Linked DNA regions of Mus musculus: region 2 is linked to region 1. A link is a contact called in ENCODE POLR2A ChIA-PET data. All regions are on one chromosome and are shown on one strand. Each heading gives the region's core, a stretch centred on a gene start or an enhancer-like site at or near the end of the contact. The rest is flanking DNA. Distances are from core to core; before and after follow the strand shown. Region 1 holds the start of Fis1 (fission, mitochondrial 1). Region 2 holds the start of Pop7 (processing of precursor 7, ribonuclease P family, (S. cerevisiae)).

Region 1 (5,166 bases), core at 1,488-3,987:
CACTCATCTTGCTGAGAATGCCCGAACTTGTGCTCCTCCTGCCACCTCCTGAATGGTCTGGGATACGGCTGGCTTATTATGCAGTGCTGGGAATGGAATTGAAGCAGGGCTTCATACACAGCAAACATGCACTCCGTAGACTGAGCTTTTGTTTTGTTTTTGAAACAGGGTTTCTCTGTGTAGCCCTGGCTGTCCTACAACCCACTCTATAGACCAGGCTGGCCTCAAACTCAGAGATCCTCCTACTTCTGCTACTCCTCCTACTACTGGGATTAAAGGTGTGAATCACCACTCTAGGCCCACAACCTGCCCCCCTTTCCTATAACTCATCTTCCCTGAGTGACCCTTGTCTGACTTGTTTTTCATTTCATTCTGTGTGTGTGTATCCCCGTAGGACGGTATTAAGATAGGCACTCACTATGCCGCCCGGGCTTGTTTCAAACTCCCCATCAGGCTGCCCCAGCCTCTCTAGCGCTGGAGTTCCGTGGTGCGGCAGCCACCACTTCGGCACTAAATAGCTGTGCAGTGCTACAGTCTCCTCAGGGTCTGCACTGTGTCTCCAAACAGGACTCAAATGCTGACACCACTCCCACTGCTGTGCTCTACTGTAAAAGAAACCTAAAAGTCCAAACTGATCAAAGTAGGGGGACAGTATTTGCTTTTAGAGACCCCAGAGCTGGCGGCACCCCTGAACTCGCAGCACTGAGGTAGCTGAAGCAGGACGCACAGGTTAGAGGTCCTGTGTCAAAGTCAACTGACTAATGATACAGCAGTCTTCTGTTCCCAGCGTCGTCCCTTGACAGCCTCTGGGACTATGCCAACACAGCCCCCAGACTTCAAAGTGCACAGACGGCAGGCCCGTCTATAAAATTAAACGGTGTTTGCATAGAATGCACCTATAGTCCCCAAAGATGCAGTGTTCTTTGAGTCAGGGAGCTCATGTAGCCCAGGCTGACCTCAAATTTGGTCAGGATGTGCTGACTCTGGCCTTGAACTTCTGACCTTCCTGCCTCTATCTCCACAGTCAATGTTCGACTACTGAACTATGTTCCTGTGTCTTCACCTTTGTAGTGCTGGGGTCACACAGCCTTGATACCACTAGCCCCTCAGATATTCTAAATCTCTAGAATTTTCCAAATGACTGTTATCCAATACAACGTAAACACTATATTAACGGCAATTAGTAACTATACCAGAAGTGTTTTGTGTACACTGTGTGTGTGCACATGGAAGCATGGAGGTCAGAGGACGGCCAGTGCTTTCACACTCCACAGCATCCCCTAAAGAAAGGGTCTCCAACTGAACCTGGGCTAAGATGGCAACAAGCCATCTCTAGCTGATTCCAGCTTACTCTCTATACAGACTCGGATGGCCACACTCAGCTGCTGCTGTGGGTGCTGGGGATTTGAACCCAGGTCTTCATGCCTGGACAGGATGCACTGAGTCTCCCCAGCCTGAGAGCATTTTTTCCTACAGCATTTTCCATCTGAATGACTGTTCAGATGCTGGGGACGTAGAGAATCAATCTAGCCCTTTCTCCAAGTGAAGTTACTGGTGGTTACTGAATGACAAATGTGCTGTAAGGTGAGGGTTCTGTGTTGGAAAGGGTCCTGGAGGGGTGAGGTCAAGCACAGTAGAGGTCAGGCTGGCTGGCGGCTGGAAAGTGGGGCCCAGCGCCTTACCCTCCAGCAGCACGATGCCTCTGCGGATGTCCTCATTGTATTTGCTTCGAACCAGGCACCAGGCATATTCAAATTGCGTGCTCTTGGACACAGAACCAGCTGCCTGCTCAGACTGAAATTTCCTTTCAAAATTCTGTCATTAGAGAGAAGAGTGACCATTTAGCAACAAAGAGCAGCAATCATTCTCCAGCTAACTTGATGTCTGAATCCCAGTTAGATCATATTTTCCTCCCTGCCGCCTTTCCCTTGTAGATCTTGGTACCCCGAAGCTTCTGTCATCTCCACCCCTGGGTCCCATGCTGTGTCCTCCCCTTCGGAAGGTCCGTGAACCCAGCCCCTAGTGGTACCAAGAGGAGATGCCACCTGGTGGCAGCTGGAGGCACTGCTCCCAAACCAGCTGACCCCAAGTGTCTGAAGAGTAAACATACTGTCCCAGAGCTAAACGACCTCCTACATGGCCTTTCCCTTGAGGCCGCTGGTCCCGTCCCACCCTACTCTTTTGGGCCTGGATCTGCCTTACTTTAATTCTAGGAGAGGAAAGAAAACACAGCTACAAGGATGCGGTGAAAATAGCACCGTGAGGAACTAAACACTAGCGAAAATTTACACCAGTGACTATACTACTCCATCCCTGCACACGAGTACCCCAAATTCCCAGCTCTGCATCACACTAAGACCCCAGGCCTAGGTCTGAGTTGCTGAAACCCGGGAAGCTACAATTCCCGTCAGGCCTAGGGACACGAAGCCGATTCCCACAAGAAGCAGGATGCCGCAGAGGCTGCTGGGAGCCGTAGTTCAGCTTGCCAAGAAAGACGAAACCGGCACTGGTTAGCCTCAGTCAGCTCTCCTCAGGAACTGCCCTTTCCAATTCTGCCCTTCTCCTTCCTCCGTCCCAGACCTTACCTTCAGATCCTCCACAGACACCAGCTCGTTCAGCACGGCCTCCATGGCCGCCGCCCCTGAAAGCCTCACACTAAGGTCTCTACTGGGCCACAGTCTCCATGGTCCAGTAGCAGGGGCGGAGAGGCACTTCCGGCATCGACCTGTGGAGGCCCCGCCCCTTCCTCCTTTGCCTTGGGGCGGGCGGGGGCACTAGTGCCTACGCTGGGATACTTTGCTCTCTTTGGACTCCCCTGATGTCCTAGATCCTCCCTGCATCACATTATCCTAGGAACCAGTGTAAGAACCCCTCACTCTAGGACCCTGGATTATCTTCAATGTTTGCAATAAAATCCTAATGAGTACCAGGGGCCGGAGGGTCTCAGTGTAGTCTCTCACAAAGAGATGCTCAGTCTCTCATAAAGCAAGAGGAATTGGTAGCTATACCCTCTCCATGCTCCACGCACTCCCCCACCTCCCCCCTCCGAAAACTTGGGTCACATGACCATAGTGGACAGCCATTCTTAATAGGATTCTGAAGAAAACCCAGGAAACACAGTCCAGGGTTAAAGGCCCATGGATGGCTCTCATGTTCTGTTGCCAGACCCCACATAGCTCACAACTGCCTGGGTTCCAGCTATAAGGGGAAAACTTGGGTCACATGATCCGCCTGCCTCTGCCTCCTGATTGCTGGGATTAAAGGCACACACCACCACCCAGCTCAGCCTGCTCTCTTATAGAACCCAGGACCATTAGCCCAGGGATGGTACCACCCACAATGGACTGGGTCCTCCCCCAGTTATGTAAATGCCTTGGAGCCAGATCTCATGGAGGCATTTTTCTCAATTGAGGGGCCCTCCTTTGAGAGAGCTCTAGTTTGGGTGTCAAGCTGACAGAGGACTAGCCAGCACACTCGCTGTCCCTTGCCCTATGATTCTGAAACCTCCAGTAATCACAGGCACTCTGCATGTGCCTGCCGTCTTTGCTATTCAGAACATCTATCTTCTAGCCCTGCCGTTGCTTATTGGTTGATTCATTCATTTTTGATTGAGCATTTCCTAAGTGTCGGTCACTATTTAAGTACAGGGATTGGCACTGAGAAAAAGAAAACTCCTATCCTTATGCATCTAATGTGGGGAGGGGGAATGGTCATGCAGGCTTTCATCCTAGCGCTTGGGAGGTGGAGGCAGGAAGAGGAGGAAGTTTAAGATCATCCTTGGCTTAGCAAGTTGGAGTCCAGCCTGGGGTAGGAACTCTTCTTGGGAGCCAGACAATCCAAGGCTTTCTCAGAGGCCTGGGTGAAAGGGCAAAAGGAATGTCAGCTCTGTGTCACTGTCCACAGGCAGACTTGGCAAGGTCTGAGGCTGGGGCCTGGGCCTCACAGGAGTGAGGGTTGCAGTTTGTCGGGATCCTACTCTCTTCCTGGCCTATGGCTATTCGTCCTTAGATAGACGTGTATGTCTGAGGTATCCTGTGTTCTCGTTGCCAACGTTGTCTAATTTAGCTACTTTGGGCCATTCTCCCCCTACAAATAGCACATAAGATGCTGTATTTTGGGCTGGAGAGATGGCTCAGCGGTTAAGAGCATTGACTGCTCTTACAGGGGTCCTGAGTTCAATTCCCAGCAACCACATGGTGGCTCACAACCATCTGTAATGGGATCCGATGCCCTCTTCTGGTGAGTCTGAAGACAGTGACAGTATACTTATACTTACATGCATAAAATAAATAAACAAATCTTTAAAAATAAATAAACAAACAAATGAACCAACAAAAACCCTGATCCCTTAAGATGATACACCTTAGACCTCAGAAGAGCGTGTTGGATCCCCCCACCCCACCCCACCCCCGCCCTGGAGCTGGAGTTACAGGTAGTCATGAGCTACCTGACATGGTGTTTTAGGGTTTCTATTACCACGGAGAGACATCATGATCCTGGCAACTCTTTGCTTGTTTGTTTGTTTGCCCTTCCAGAAGCCCTGGGCTCAGTTCCCAGTTCTGTCAGGTGGTTCACCACCTCCCAGAACTCCAGTGTTGGGGATCGGGTGCCTTTGGCCTCTGTGGGCACCTGACATGTACACAGAAGCACATACATTTGTACATACAAAGTAGATCTTTTTAAAAATGAAAAGCAAACAAAACCGCAAACATTGTGGCAAAGTGACAGATATATAAAATTTGGCCTCTGACCCACGGTCCCCAGGATCCCTGTTTTTTTTTTTTTTAATTTTTAATTTATTTATTATATGTAAGTACACTGTACGTGTCTTCAGACACTCCAGAAGAGGGAGTCAGATCTCGTTACAGATGGTTGTGAGCCACCATGTGGTTGCTGGGATTTGAACTCCAGACCTTCGGAAGAGCAATTGGGTGCTCTTACCCGCTGAGCCATCTCACCAGCCCGGTTTTGGTTTTTTTAACACGGGGTTTTCACTATGTAGCCCTGGCTGAAATGGCCTCTGTGGCTCAGAATAACTTTAAACTCATACAAATCAACTGCTTCTGCCTCCAAATGCTGGAATTAAAGGTGTGAGCTACCACACCCAGTTAGGATCCCTGACGGAGGTCGCAGGGGCGCTGTAGTTCTGAATGCCTTGCATCTTCC
Region 2 (4,708 bases), core at 1,499-3,998, 540 kb before region 1:
AATGGTGTATGTTGGGCGAGAGCATATCTGTGCCAGCCACATCACCATTTGGAGGTCAGAGTACTACTGTGGTGTCGGGTCTCTCCCGTCTTTACGTAGGTCCTGCGGTTCATCAGGCTCAGGTCATTAGGCTTGGATAGAATGCACTTCACCCGCTGAGTCATCTCTCCAGCCCTTCTCTCTATAGACAGGTCTCAGACCTAAGCTGGCCTCAGACTTGCTATATAGCCCAGGATGGGACTAGGCCTCCTGCCCTCTACCTCCTGCATGCCTGGACCAAGCGTGCACCACCACACCCAGCTTTGTGCATCCTGTTTTCATATTATTTTGGTTGTTCATAAAAGTTTTCTTTTTGAGACAGGGTCTCACATTGCAGTCTGGAGCGCTCTAGCTTAACCTGGCCTCGAGGCCATGACAATCCTCCTGCCGCAGTCTCCTAAGTGCTTGTATTACAGGGTGAGTCATCGTGCCCAGCTTTAAAGGTTTCTAAATTTTATTTTTAAATTTATTTATTTTGAGTGTGTTTGGGGAGTATATGAGCATGGACATACACTCATAGGAAAGCTTTTGGGAGTGGACTTTTTTCTTCTATTATGGTGGGTCCCAGGGCCCCACCTCAGGTTCTTGGGTTTCACAGTGGGTAGCCTTACCTTAGACCCTCCACCCTTGAAATTTTGATGAACAACAGCTTATCTGTCTTCCCCACCCCACCTCGACCCTGTCTCTGGACTGGTTGCCTGACTAGCCTCTTGAAGAATCCCCTTACATTTTCTCCATTTGTTTTATAGTTAACAGTTTCATATTCAGAGCCACTGGCCACGCTATGGTCTTAAGGCCCTCCCCCACCCTCGGGTCTGTTTCAGAAGCACTCGATACACAGTCCTTTTGCATTGTGCTATGTTTGCATTTCTGTCAAGACAATGAGTTGGCCGGAGCTATAACTCAAATGGTAGCAAGTACACTGCATGAATCAGCTATGCTGGCCCACACCTGTAATTCCCACACTTGGCAGCGGGAGGCAGTTGAGCCAACCTTCAAGGGCACGCTCACTGAGTTTGATGCCAGCCTGGCTGTGAGGCCCTTTCTCCAATGGCTTGGTGTACTTGAGTGTTTCTGAGTTCTCTATTTTATTGATTTTTGTATATATACACCTGCCAACAGCACACTTTTCTTAATGACCGTATTTGCATGGTAAGTCTTAAGGGGCTGGCAAGATGGATCAGTGTGTGAGCTGTGAAGTCCTTGCTGTGTGAGCCTTTGCTCCTCAGAACCAATATAAAGGTTGAGGAATCGACTTCACAACGTGTATGGTCCCTGCACTGCATACACACAATAGCCATAGCTTTAAAAGTAAATATATATTTTTAAATTTTTATATATGTGCCTGTGTGTGTCTGGGCACACACACAGGCCAGAGGAGGGTGTCAGGTCTCCTGAAGCTGGACTTAACATTCAACATGGGTACCGGGAACAAACTCGAGTCCTCTTCAAGAGAGTCATCTTGAAGAGCAGAAAGTGCTCGTAATTGCTAAGACAGTTGAGTCCAACAACGTTACAAAATCATTTTATTCAGTCTATTTATTTGCCATAAGTTTTAGGATAAGTTTATTAAAATGGTGCAGTCGTGCACACCTAAAACATTAGCGCTGGGGAGGCCAAGGCAGGAGCATGAGTTCTAGGCTAGCCTGAGCTACATCGTTAAACCCTATCCCCACCCCCACCCCCCAAAAAAAGATTTTTTGGTTTATATGTGCAACTCTTCCTGAGACTCCTCTAAATGTTCATTAAATATATAGATCAGCTCGGAGTAAACTGAGGTCTAGCATGTCAAACCTTCCATTTTAACCTAAATCCTAGAAGTTAGGGATGTATCTCAGTTGAGTGAGTCCCTGCGGTTATAACCCTGGCACTCACAAGGTGGAGGCAGGGGGATCAGAAGTTCAAGGTTGGCTATATAGCAGAGTGCACACTTCCCTTTCCAGCCTTCAGTCAGATTCAGCCTAGGTAAGTGGCCTGGAGATGTATCTAGGACGAAGCCCCAAAGCAGGCTTCACGCCTTTCTGCAGGGAACGGTCCAAATGCTTTACCATTGCGGGCAGAGATCCAGATTCCCACTAACTTTCAGGGGCTAGGAACCCAAGCACTGCAGTTCCTGTCCCTTCCGCCAGGGAGCGGCCGGTCATGGCTTGCCGGTCGCGGGAAGCAGCTCGAGTGCGGCGGGACAGTTAAGAGGTGTGGCGGGAAGCTGCCAACACTTGGCACCTCATGTGGGTCCCTCGCAGAGGGAGGAGTCCATCATGGTGGACACGATCCCTTCGATTTCTCGGCTTCCGGGGCTGTCAGGACGTCGGGCGGGAGGTCAGCTGTCAACTCCACTGCTCAGAAGTGGGATGGACGTGGACTACAGGCTTCCGGCCCCTGCGATCCCAGCTCCAATGCTGACCCGGGGTCGCTGCCCGAACCCCCTTTTCCAGCCCTGCTTCCCGCCTCGATCCTCGAGTCCCGCCCTGCCCGGGGAGGGGAGAACTGGGCGATCCACGCCACGCCCCTCTTGGGCCCGCCTCTGTCAATTAGCCCCGCCTCTGCTAGCTAGTCCCGCCCTTCGAAGCGCTCACTAGAACCCTGCGAACCCTCAAGTCTCGCGAGCCTTAAATCGCCTTGCGCACGCGCACGAGGAAAGGAGGCGGAGAGTACGGAAGCCTAGAAGGCCATAAGCTTATCGGTTCCGGCTTGGAGCGGGGACGCGCGTGCGCAGTGCGTAGCCCTTGCTGGCGAGCCTGCCCGGCGTTCCTCTTCCGATCCCTTCTCCGTTCTTCTTCTGCATATCGAGGCCAGCGACGTCCACTTGGATCGGTCGGCGAGGCTCACGCGAGTGAAGGGCACTGAGGAAGGAAGAAGGTAGGCGTGGACACGCCGGGAATGGGAACCACGTGATGAATGAATTAAAACTGGGAGTGGAGAAAGCGGAAGTGGAAGGGCTTGAGACACTGGGAAGGAAGAGGGTGTTGAGGGCGCCCCCTTCTGGTTGCACCCTTAGAAAGCCGGGCAAGAAAGGATTCTCCTGACCTCCCTGAATCTTGTTCCTTCTCCATGCCAGGACTCAGAGCATGGCAGAAAACAGAGAACCCCGCTGTGCCATCGAGGCTGAGCTGGACCCTGTGGAGTACACCCTTCGGAAGCGACTTCCCCACCGCTTGCCCCGGAGGCCCAACGACATTTATGTCAACATGAAGACTGACTTTAAGGCCCAGCTAGCTCGCTGCCAAAAGCTCCTGGACGGAGGCACTAGGGGGCAGAACGCATGCACTGAAATCTACATTCATGGCTTGGGCCTGGCCATCAACCGGGCCATCAACATCGCCCTGCAGCTGCAGGCGGGCAGCTTTGGGTCCCTACAGGTGGCCGCCAATACCTCCACCGTGGAGCTGGTGGACGAGTTGGAGCCAGAGACTGACTCTCGGGAGCCCCTGACGAGGGTCAGGAACAACTCAGCCATCCACATCCGAGTCTTCAGGGTCACGCCCAAGTAACTGAAGGGAGGCTGACTTGGACCCACCAAGGCTTCTGAGCACACACATCCATGTGGCCGAGGTTTCTAGTGCTTCATAGTGGCTCTTGTTCTGAGTTCTGTCCTGAGCCTCTTGTTACCTTGTTACTTCAGCCTAGAGGACTGAGAATGGAGAGCCCGAGAAGTGAATCTTCCTTGTCCTGTATAATAAATTATTAAGTTGTGTTGGTGCCGGGCTTCGAATGGCCTCTTTTTCCTAGTGTAATTCTGTGTGTACTTGAATAGGAAAATGGTAGGAAAGAGCAAGTATATAGGCCACAGTAAGGCATCTCACATTGAACCACAGTATGACGGGAATCAAATTTGTTGAGTGTAACACGGAAGCTTAATTGTTACAGTGTGCTCTCAGGAAGATGAGAGAGTAGACTCATCGACTGAGCTAGCTACAGCTGGGATGTATCCGGCTCTCATGGTTCCCAGGCTTGGGAAAAGAGAAGGTTTAAAGGTGAGGGAAGTTCTTTGTGGATATAACTCAGCAAAGGAATCGTGACTAGTGAGTGTTACCTAGTTGCCTAGCATAGGATTAGGCCAGAGGTTCAATTCCTAGTAACCACAAGAATTATGACGGGGGAGGGATGGGGAGATGGCTCAATAGGCAAGGCACTTGTCAAATAATCATGAATATTTGAATCAGCAGAACTCATTTTTCTGCGGAGCATTGCAGCTCTTGAATCCAATTCCCATGCTTCTACAGTGAGATAGGTATCAGAGATGGGCGAATCCTCGCTAGCTTGTGGGCTAGCTGCTCCGGCATAAACATCAGCAGCAAGAAACCCTGGCTCGAAGTGGAAGGTGACTTACACGTAAACTGTAGCACATGTACTGGTACTCACACATACACATGCAAAACTGACGGTTTGTTTGCTGGTAGTCAAACCTAGGGCCTTTTTACCCAAAGTAAGTCTACTGTTGCTGAGCCACGCCCCCAGCTCTTCAGTGGTGGATTCTAAGTAGCCCTTCTACGGCTAAGCCCCTAGCTCTTGAACTGACAGTTTTGACTGTTACACTTGATTCCTGTTCCCGAAGAGCTCATGTGTTGCTGGGCATCGGTAGTCTAGAGTCTGAGATCAACCTAGTTCAGCTGTTTAATCTTTCTTGCCAGCTTGCTTAGATGTAAAATCACCCAGTAGACACTCCTCT

What was found. ChIA-PET counts read pairs that join two places held with the same protein, here RNA polymerase II (POLR2A).
Region 2: POLR2A ChIA-PET joins it to region 1 with 10 read pairs in Patski. The contact joins the promoter of Pop7 here to the promoter of Fis1 in region 1. POLR2A ChIA-PET finds 5 or more read pairs at or near these places in 2 of 5 experiments (Patski and embryonic stem cell).

What each region holds. Positions count from the first base shown.
Region 1 is chr5:136,959,648-136,964,813 of GRCm38, reverse strand. Fis1 (fission, mitochondrial 1) reads right to left here and starts at 2,737. Exons shown (of 5, transcript NM_025562.3): 1 at 2,586-2,737; 2 at 1,683-1,815. The coding sequence starts at 2,630.
Region 2 is chr5:137,500,469-137,505,176 of GRCm38, reverse strand. It overlaps Pop7 (processing of precursor 7, ribonuclease P family, (S. cerevisiae)), which reads left to right and starts at 2,748. Exons shown (of 2, transcript NM_028753.2): 1 at 2,748-2,898; 2 at 3,098-3,738. The coding sequence starts at 3,108. The coding sequence ends at 3,530.